2 separate regions of the Mus musculus genome follow, and region 2 is linked to region 1. Evidence: chromatin contacts called from ENCODE Hi-C or POLR2A ChIA-PET data. All regions are on one chromosome and are shown on one strand. Each heading gives the region's core, a stretch centred on a gene start or an enhancer-like site at or near the end of the contact. The rest is flanking DNA. Distances are from core to core; before and after follow the strand shown. Region 1 holds the start of Ankrd1 (ankyrin repeat domain 1 (cardiac muscle)). Region 2 holds the start of Hectd2 (HECT domain E3 ubiquitin protein ligase 2).

What was found. Hi-C counts contacts between places; a loop is a spot of excess contacts on that map. ChIA-PET counts read pairs that join two places held with the same protein, here RNA polymerase II (POLR2A).
Region 2: a map of heart shows a loop between it and region 1 (2.5-fold over the local background). The contact joins the promoter of Hectd2 here to the promoter of Ankrd1 in region 1. A Hi-C loop is called at or near these places in 2 of 37 maps with a recorded cell type or tissue (heart and left cerebral cortex). POLR2A ChIA-PET finds 5 or more read pairs at or near these places in 1 of 5 experiments (embryonic stem cell).

The regions. Positions count from the first base shown.
Region 1 is chr19:36,117,156-36,122,000 of GRCm38, reverse strand. It overlaps Ankrd1 (ankyrin repeat domain 1 (cardiac muscle)), which reads left to right and starts at 2,157. Exons shown (of 9, transcript NM_013468.3): 1 at 2,157-2,246; 2 at 2,603-2,782; 3 at 3,638-3,775; 4 at 4,060-4,167. The coding sequence starts at 2,220.
Region 2 is chr19:36,552,746-36,557,590 of GRCm38, reverse strand. It overlaps Hectd2 (HECT domain E3 ubiquitin protein ligase 2), which reads right to left and starts at 2,952. Exons shown (of 21, transcript NM_172637.3): 1 at 2,676-2,952. The coding sequence starts at 2,807. It overlaps Gm41838 (a long non-coding RNA gene), which reads left to right and starts at 3,552. Exons shown (of 2, transcript XR_877830.3): 1 at 3,552-3,739; 2 at 3,857-4,666.

The DNA of each region.
Region 1 (4,845 bases), core at 908-3,407:
ACTCAGCCCATCCCAACACTTCTGCAAGCCCCATCCTCTACAAGGTGCTCATTGGGAATTTCCTGGAGCTTCTCTTTCAGGATCAGCCTGATTCTAGGGCAGCAGTTCTCAACCTGGGGGCCTCGACCCCTTTGGGGGAATCAAACGACCCTTTACAGGGGTCACATATCATCTATCCTATATGTCAGGTATTTACATTACGATTCGTAACAGTAGCAAAATTACAGGTATGAAATAGCAATGAAATAATTTTATGATTGAAGGTCACCACAACATGAGGCCGCCACACTGTTCTAGAGAAAAATCACCTGGGTGGGGAAAGGTTTGGGAAAGCCTTTCTGTCCATTCTTCATTCTTCAAAGTGATGTGTTCACAGAAAGCCTTTCAGCTGTTCTGCTGGGGCTCTTAGTAAGTCTGAGTAGGAACTGTATGTACCAGGTCTGCTTCTTATGGGTGGAGCCAAGACGCATCGTGGGTGGAGCGAAGACGCAACCTCACCTTCTAGCTCTGCATCCATAGCAAGTAGCCTAATGTTTCTGTGTCTAGGTGTCATCTCTGTGAATCGAGATCCTTGGCCTTGCTTGAATTAGGGAGGCACAAAATACTCAGAGATTCAAGACTGCTCAGCAGCCCAGAGTCCTTCCTCAAAGGAAAGGTCTCAACTCTCAGCCCCCCTTAGCTCTGAGTCAGGCCTGGAACAAACGGCCACAGGAATGAGAAAAGCTGCCATAGCTGCTTGTCACTTCAAGAGGTCAAAGAAAATAGTGTTAACCATGAAAACGAGAAGACCAACAGTTATCCATTGATAGCGTCTCAGGACAGATAGGACAGAGAGAACACTAGGAGAGGGGAACCCACGAAGGACAAGGTATTAGTGTGTTGGTTTTCAGGGCAATGTCTTGTACTGAAGATTCTAGAAACACAATTTGCTGGTTGAACAGCTGAAGTGGGGTGGGGGTTCTTACCCCATGTTCATGGAAGGGTGAGTGAGGAGAGACAGATATATGATGGCCAGCATAACAAACATACACAACACCCTAATTAACACTTCCCTCTTCTACTGACACCCCCTTCACTCTCCTCTTTCATAAAAAATAAAAAAAGTATTTTATGTGGCTCTTACGATAGAATCTTTCCTCGAACTATAAAAAGATCTAAATATTTATATTTTTCACATTTTAATATCTTAGCGATGACAAGCCAGAAACAAGTATTTTTGCCTCTCTCAACAGCAAAGCTTGGGGCCTTTTTGTTTCCGTGTTAGGAATAGAACACGAGAGCCCCGTGTATCTAGGCAGATGCTCTATCATTAGCCCATGAGTCTCCAGCCTCAGACGCACATTTTTCTCGGGCTCTCTTAAGCTTTTCCCACAGCATTGGGAAACTTTACTGACAGCATCCAAGTTGTGCTTCTGCTAAGAACTGGACTCACATCTCTCTGTGCATCACTTCGGCCCGTTTTGGGGTAGATCCTCTGATTAGCCTTCAGATTTAGAACACGGTGAGCCTGTGGTGCACTAATTATGGCCAGTGACACCATAGAGTCAAAGTGCATTACTGAATGCTTTCAATTTCTCCTAATGCTGGTACGATGGCATGTCACAGGGCCATTTTAGCTGCAGACATCACTCCAGAGAATTCCAAACAGATAGAGACAAGTGGCACCCAGACCCATCTCCTTCCCCTCGGGCTGATTATCCCCAGAAATAGGATGTCCCAAAGCAACACTTCCCAGCCAACTGGAGTGCTGATAAGTCCAGTTATCAGAAAGATATGGCTGTAAGTGTGATGCACAGTGCTTGCATTTTCTTGATACGTTAGTCATATGAGAGCTGACAAAGAAGGAAAAAGAGCAGCGATGTGGTGCAATATTAACAGGCAGCTGTCCCCTGGCTTCCCGATACGTGGGATGACTCGCATTGCTGAGCGGTGTGGTCACTGCCAAAGGAATGACCCTCTCACATTTCTTCCTGATTCGCATACGCCGCGGCCAGCTTGTCATCTCCCTCTTGGGCTTCCCAGACACTAAGTCTGGAATGAAAATTCACCTGCCTCTGAATTGGCCACTGGTGGGGGCAGGGGTGTGACTTGGCTTCCCAGGCTGGAAGATTATCTCACCCAGCCCTAGCTATATAACGGGCTGGTGTGGAGGGGCTCCACAGGGCCAGTTCCAGGGGTTCATCCACAAGAGAGAAAAACATAGACTCACGGCTGCCAACATGATGGTACTGAGAGTAGAGGAGCTGGTATGTAAAACATCTTTTTTTTTTTTTTTTTTTTAATCTTGGCTTTTATTTGAAAATACAGATGGTTTTTCTTTCTCAGGAATAATGTGGGGTTGGCGTTAGTGACTTCCTAAGAGAAGGTGGTTGAGTGGGTTGAGTGGGTTAAAAGTGAATTTTCATGTGCTAACCTGATGCTCATCTTAATTGTGAGAGGAAGGCAGGCACCTGGGATACCTGGAGCTATGCTCCAGACAGTGCACCGCCTGAAGGTGGCTGTCGCTGGATGGAGAGGAAGGACCTCCTGTGGCATTGTTTGTGGACAGTTACCCCAAGATGGGTAGCTTTGCTTCTGACTTCAACATCTTCTTCACATACAGGTAACAGGCAAAAAGAACAGCAATGGGGCCGCAGGGGAATTCCTTCCTGGGGAGTTCAGAAATGGAGAATATGAAGCTGCTGTTGCTTTGGAGAAGCAAGAGGACCTGAAGACACTTCCGGCCAACAGCGTGAAGCAGGGGGAGGAACAACGGAAAAGCGAGAAACTGCGAGAGGCAGAGGTGAGGACCTCCCACAAAATCCTAGTGGGAGTGGGGTACGGAGGTCCCTGAGGAAGAGGGGAAGAGAGGAGGAAAACAAATAAAAACTGCTCTAAAGATGTCTTTTCACCAGATATGAAGCGCATGATGCAAAGAAGCAGTGCACATGGAAATGACTGGGGGAATTACTTTTGGATTCCTCCTGTGTGGAGGGTTGAATCAATGATTGAATGTGCTATGACCACGTTTTGATCAAAGGACAGACAGATAATGATAACCAGAAAAGCTCCAACATCACACACTGCCTACTCAATTTGAGCCAAGGCGATTTGTTCTTTTTGATAACATTGAGTTGTGGCCCACGGGTCATAGAATAAGCTTGCCATGTTTATTGAAATTTATTTATTGAATTTTTGTAGATTACTAACACAAATTTAGAAGTGCAGCAGTAATCTCCGTTTCAGAGACTCGTGAAGGAGAATGGCATCAGTATTTGTGAATTTATCTGTATTTTCTACCCTTGGTTAAAACATATGTTAGTTTTTGAGAATGAGAAAACAAATTCTATAGAAATCTGGGCTTTATGGTACTAATTACAAAATGATTACTGAGAGACTATGTCGTGCCTCTAACCAATTAGTCAAGGACTAGTTCTACAAGCAAAGGAAGTAAATATGACTTAGATTAAAATTAGACCCCAAATACTTTAATGAAAATAAAATCCCTGAAGTCAGACACTCACTTGAAAGTGCTTTGGATTTCCCATTCTCAGCCCACTCACAGTTTGCTCAGGCTGTGCAGGGTTTGTTCAGGTACCACAATAGTTAGAACTCACTATATATTTTTCAACACTTGATTTTTCCCCCCTTTCGTTAGCTCAAAAAGAAAAAACTAGAACAAAGATCAAAGCTTGAAAACTTAGAAGACCTTGAAATAATTGTTCAACTGAAGAAAAGGAAAAAATACAAGAAAACCAAAGTTCCAGTTGTGAAGGAGCCAGAACCTGAAATTATGGTAAGGACTGTTTGGTTATTGCACATCCTTATAAGTTGCAGGGGTGAGTCCTGTGGAGGGACGACGGCAGCAAAACTCATGGCCACTTTCGATTTCTTTCCCTTTTCTCTCCTTTCTCCTCAATTTCTTTCTTCTTTGTTCTTTCCCACTTTCTCCTCTACTCTTTATGAGCATCCTCTCCCTTCTTCTCCTGTCTTGTCTTTTCCTCTCCCTTCCCTTTGCCTCTTCCTCTTCCTTCTCCTCCTCTGTCTGTCTCCTCCTGCCCTCCTCTTCCCTCACTTTAGACTGAACCTGTGGATGTGCCGAGGTTTCTGAAAGCTGCGCTGGAGAACAAACTGCCAGTTGTAGAGAAATTCCTGTCAGACAAGAACAGCCCCGACGTCTGCGATGAGGTAAGCAAGCCTGTGCCGTGCCTTCCTGGAGGCTGGCAAATACAGTCTCAATGTCTTCCACCTAAAAGTTTCTCCAGCTGTTGCTACATCTGCCAGTAGCAGAGAGAGAGAGAGAGAGAGAGAGAGAGAGAGAGAGATTATTGTTCCCCTCTGTCCCACAACCGCCAAAACTAGATTAGCATGATGGATTGCATGAGGCTTTTCTTGTTCTCATATAATTCTGTTTGATTTATACGAGGTCAGTTCATCTTTAACTTCTTAGATCCTTGGTCTAGACTTCCATAAAGGCAAGGCCAAAAAATTACTTCTGGTGAAAGATATTATTAGTAGTGTCTTTGATCAGACTCAAATGCCCCAGCATTTGGAGGGGAAGGTGGAATTCCCCATCTAGTTCTGTCATCTGGCTTCCTGATTTGGAACAGTTACGATGCGCTGTCTCCCTCTCAGTCTATCGGTCATCACAGTCTCATTCTATTAGCCTAATGGTTCATCAATACAAAGCAACGTGTCAGAAATCTCGAATGTATTTTTGCTCCTCTGGGGAACTGAGATGACAGCTCACACCAAAGCTGAATTTCCTTCCTCAAAAAAGAAATGAATGCAATGGTTTTTGATATTCAATGTAACAACAATTCTAGATGGAGGAGAGCCACCTGATGTAAGTAAGGAAGGGGATGT
Region 2 (4,845 bases), core at 1,703-4,202, 430 kb before region 1:
TGGTATCTTAGGGTGGGATGTGAGTCAGGACCAACATCCTACCAAAGTAACTCTACAGTCAGTCTCGTTTGAGACCTGTGTCAGGAATCTTCTGAATGGAATTTGGCATAGAGGTAGTATCAGAATTTACAGTTTCTACCATTCTCTCTCCCATCATGGCACCCCTCTTTAAACATTCAGAATATAGCTTATATTTTTTGGCCTTATTAGGATCAGCATAATCTGACCTCTTCTTTATTTTCGTGAGCTGTCACTCTTACTTGTTTCTACACCGTCATAACCATGACACACTAATTTTCTGAGGGAAAAAACCCCACATGATTACAGGGCCACTTGAATTGAAATATAAACTCAAGTTGGAAGGGTGGAGCTATTAATTTGGGCAAAAAGGAAGAATCACTAAAAGGGTCCCCAAAGTTCCTGATGTCAATTAGGATACTAAACAAACCTTGAGTTCTGCTTAAGCCCTACAGAGTTCAGAAATAAACTAGGAGGCAATAAACTGTCTTTCTCTTTCCACCACATTCCATCAAGTCTTCCCCACTCTACTGGAGAATCCGGTCATCCCAGATGCCCTGGCTTTCCTCATCTTCAGATGTCAGCATTTTTTTTCCTTAGGCTTTTTATCATGATGCCTCAAAATTTCAGCTCTGAAAATCCTCTTGAAAAATATGCAATACATACTTGCATTTTCCTCTTAAAATTTCCATTGAAAAATCCAACAGCAGTATCAAGGTCAAAAGAAATTTTAAGGCACCACCAGAAACTGCCTCAGAATCCCAAGTTTTCTATTCCAAACTGTTTTTATCCTCCATGTTCAAAGATTTTTTAAAAATTCTTAAACTATAGGCTCTTTGACTAGTCTACATCCTGAAAAAGAGTGTCTTTGCAATTCACTTGGTAGCACAAATGTGGATGTGCCTTGAAATGCCATAAGGCAAGTAAGAGTTTTTAACCTTATTCCACTGAACAGAACAAACAATACATTGGCTACAGTTTTAGATACTACTGATGCCAGGAAATTGGCCAGGACTTCACTGTAGTTATTACATGTGGTAATACTTAAAAGGATTACTTTCTTAAAATCTGAAAAACTTGAAATTACTAAGACCTATGTGCTTCAGATAACAAATGTTAGACTTCCAGCCACACTGTATCAGCTTCTGTTAAGTTCCAAACCTTTCTTTCAGTTCCACTGAAATTATATGTAAATAATATTGATAAATAATAGACATTATTTGCTATATATAATATATTCTTCACTATATATAAATAATTTGGGGAAAGGTACTTGCTGTTAGACACTAAACTCATAACATTGCTTCTAAAAGCAGATGTTACATTTTCCCTCTTAATAACCACCTTAGGAAAAAACTGCCAAAGCATGGGGTGACAACCAACACCAGGTCACATGTATATGTGACCTCCATACACATATACCCATACTCACACGTATACACACACTAGACACATACCCAGACTTGAAACAAACAAACTACATTGGCATTAAGAAGTCCTACATAAAAAGCTGTGAAAACCCTGTGCACCAACAGACTACAATATGAATGACAAATTGCTTCAAAGCATCTCCCAAGGTAATTCCTAACTACAGCTGCAATTTACCAATCAGTTGTAGTTATCCTTTTAAAATGTGTGTCATTGCTGTCCAAATCTGCTGTGCTGACTTATGATAAAAGAGTTGTCTTTAACAATTTCCAGTTATTACAGGCTTCAGACATTTTTGAAAAACCTACCAAATCATAACATTATTCTGATACTAATACTTTATAAAGAAGAGTGAGCTATTTTAGTAAGTTCCTAGTCATTTAGGAGGGCGGCTTCTAGAAACTAATTGCAAGTAGAAATTTTTTTAAATGTATAATATTCCCCAAACTTTTACTATTTTGTCACGTACAGATGCGTTGACAAGTCATAATCTTTAAATACTTGAAAGCAAACTTGCCCAAAGTATTTAAATACTATGTCAAATAAAAATGTCAAAACCAGAAGTTAATCATAAAGCAACCAGACTCCCAACCACTAAGTACAAACAGGGGGAAGGGAGAGAGGGGATGATGTCCCATGACATCATTTGGCAGTATGGAGTTTGAAGGCTGAGAGCGCCTTCCAAATTAACCCTTGCAAAATCCAGCTGGGAAATTACCACGCTTATTAAGCTTGGATAGCCGAGTTTTAAAAGAAGAAAAAGCCTCGCTCCTTCAAATCACACGTCAGTACCGTATGAAAAAAATAAAAGCATCCAGGGAGGCAACTGCCTCCCACTACCCGGATAGCAACGGAAAGGTCAGAATTAGGAGGAAACTCCTCTCTGAGACTGTTCAACCCGAGGGGAGAAAGGACCGCAAAAGCGAAGGGAAGCGCTGCCTTGGCGCCCACAGGCAGGTTCTCCCACTCAGGGAAAACCTCCCTGACGCCCAACTGGCACCCATGCTCATCCAACAGAGGATGCCGACCCTCAGCAGAAAGTCGGGAGCCAGACCCCCCGAAAACAAGCAAACACCCAGCATCAGGCAGCGGACCCCACTCCCCGAGCGTGGAAGGCGCGGTTCCCAAGTGATGGCCGTTGCCCTCGAGGCGCAACTTCCCTGTTGTCCCCTCTCCAGGCCGCCTTCAACCCACCGCCCAGGGCGCCCCCCGGCCCCCGCCGCACCTACCGCGGCTGCGCCGGCCGTCACGATGGGCGGCAGCTTCTCGCGCTCCGGTTCTTTCCCCTTCCTCTCCTCCGGGGCGGCCGCGGCTACCGCCGGCGGCGCTCCGGGCGAGAGATCCCGAGCCGCCTCACTCATGTCTGGCCGGGCGGCTGAGGCGCGAGGCGGTGGCGGCGGCGGCAGCGGCGGCCGGACTGCAGCCGGGGCGGGCGCTGCTGCTGCTGCCGCGGCCGCGAGAGGGCTCCTTCCAACCGCCGCCGCCGCGCCGCCCCCGCCCCCGCGCGCGCCCGCGGCCCGTCGCGCGCCCGCGCGTGTGCGCGCGCCCCCGGGCTGGCCGCCAGGCTCCGCCGCCCACCCCCTGCGTGCGCCCGGCTCGCGCCCTCGGCCGCGCTCCGCTCCCGCGGGTCCGCCGGCCGGGGCTCAGACCGCGGCCCCGCGTCACGCGCGGGGACCGCTGAGGAGACGGCGCGGGGCGGGAGCTGGGGGGCGCCTGGTCGCCATGTTGGTCGCGGGCTGTGGTGGGAGGGCGACAGGCCTTGTAAAGGCTGTGACACGGATTCTAACCCTGGCTTTCCCTTCACCTGGAGTGGCAGGTGAGCCGGGGACCTTTGACCCAGCTGGTGGCCTTTGACCTTTAAACTCGCGCTCAGGAAGCGGACTCGGGGTCATGTCTGCCCCCTGATCTTTCCTCCAGTGCCTCCAGCGCCGGGGAGACTGGGAGACCGCTCACCTGAGCATCCTTATGACTAACTCTTTCCCCGTGTCCTCTCCTGGCCTCATCCTACGGGAGAAGCGCTTAGGGTCGGGAGAGGACAATGCGACACCGTGCTCCCCTCCCACACACACTCCAGGGCAGGACGGCCAGGCCACACTTTCCATTTCTGAGCCGCGGTCCCTCATGACTGCCAAGTCCGCCTCTCCCTTCCGTGCCCACGCGCCTACATTTTGCTCTCCCCGCCCCCCGCCGTCCTTCGTTCCCTCTAATCCCTTGTCCCCTTCCGTTTATAAGTTACAGATGGACAGATCCAAACTGCTGAGTAATCCATAATAAACCTCGTAATAAATTCTGGGTAAGAACGTTTAAAAAATTACTTTAAATCGTCATGTTAAAATATCCCCACCTCCACCACCCGACGACGACTTAGACAATTTCCTTTCTCCTCGCCCCCTCCTTTTCCTTTTATCAGTCTGCTGGAATGGCAGAGACACCTGCTGATGGAGGAGAAGGGAGAGAGGAAGTATTCACTGTACCACTTACTAAAAATAGAGAATTTCTCGACATTGAGGTCTTGGGATTTTTAGTTGAGACTTCGTTATTTTATTCATGGTGAAGTGAATTTTCTAATCCAAGAATACTCAGCTCCAAATACAAGAAGCAAGAATATCTCTGAAACAAATTCAGAGGGGATTTGGTGACTGTCATTTTATATAATTCAGAGTCCGCAGAACTAAATAAATAGTTACAGTTCTTCCTGGCATGAGGTTGTTTTTCAAGCCCAGAATTTGTAGCAAGCAATAAAGTGAATCGGATAGTGCCTACTGTATTACTTTGGAAATTATAAAGTTTGCTTCTATTTCTAGGAAGTATTTGTAGTTTTAATATAATTGCTGTCACCATCGTTTCTCTATTAATAACAAAAGGTGTACAATAAGTAGAATAAAGTAGCCAGGTATTTCATAATCTTTAGAGCCAAATGACACAGGCACTACTTTGCAACACCCTTTTCTGTCTCCTTTTTCTTGAATTTTTGTTTTTAGACCTCTCTTCTTAAATCTCCGGACTATCTCATAGACATCTGTTTTCTTTTAGCAGGCCAGCATGCTGAAAACTGGTAACAAACATTGTAAAACCAACCTTTCATTTTAAATACGATTCAAGATGTACCATGCTACTGTGTCTAGACTGGTAGAATAAATTCTGAAATGATGGTGGGTTATCTCTCCTATTGTCTACAACCAAATTTAGTAATTTGCTATTAAAATACTTGGATCAGAAACGAGTTGGATCGCATGCCTTATGCTTTCACTTTTCATGTGTGAGACAAAATAAAAGTGTGTCTGTACATCTAGTCACATTCAATAGAACAAAAATATTTAGATATTGGCAAAAAAACTGGCAAGTCAGAAGTGTTCATTTCTACTGCTCCAGACGAGATAAGGCAATGGAAACAAGCCC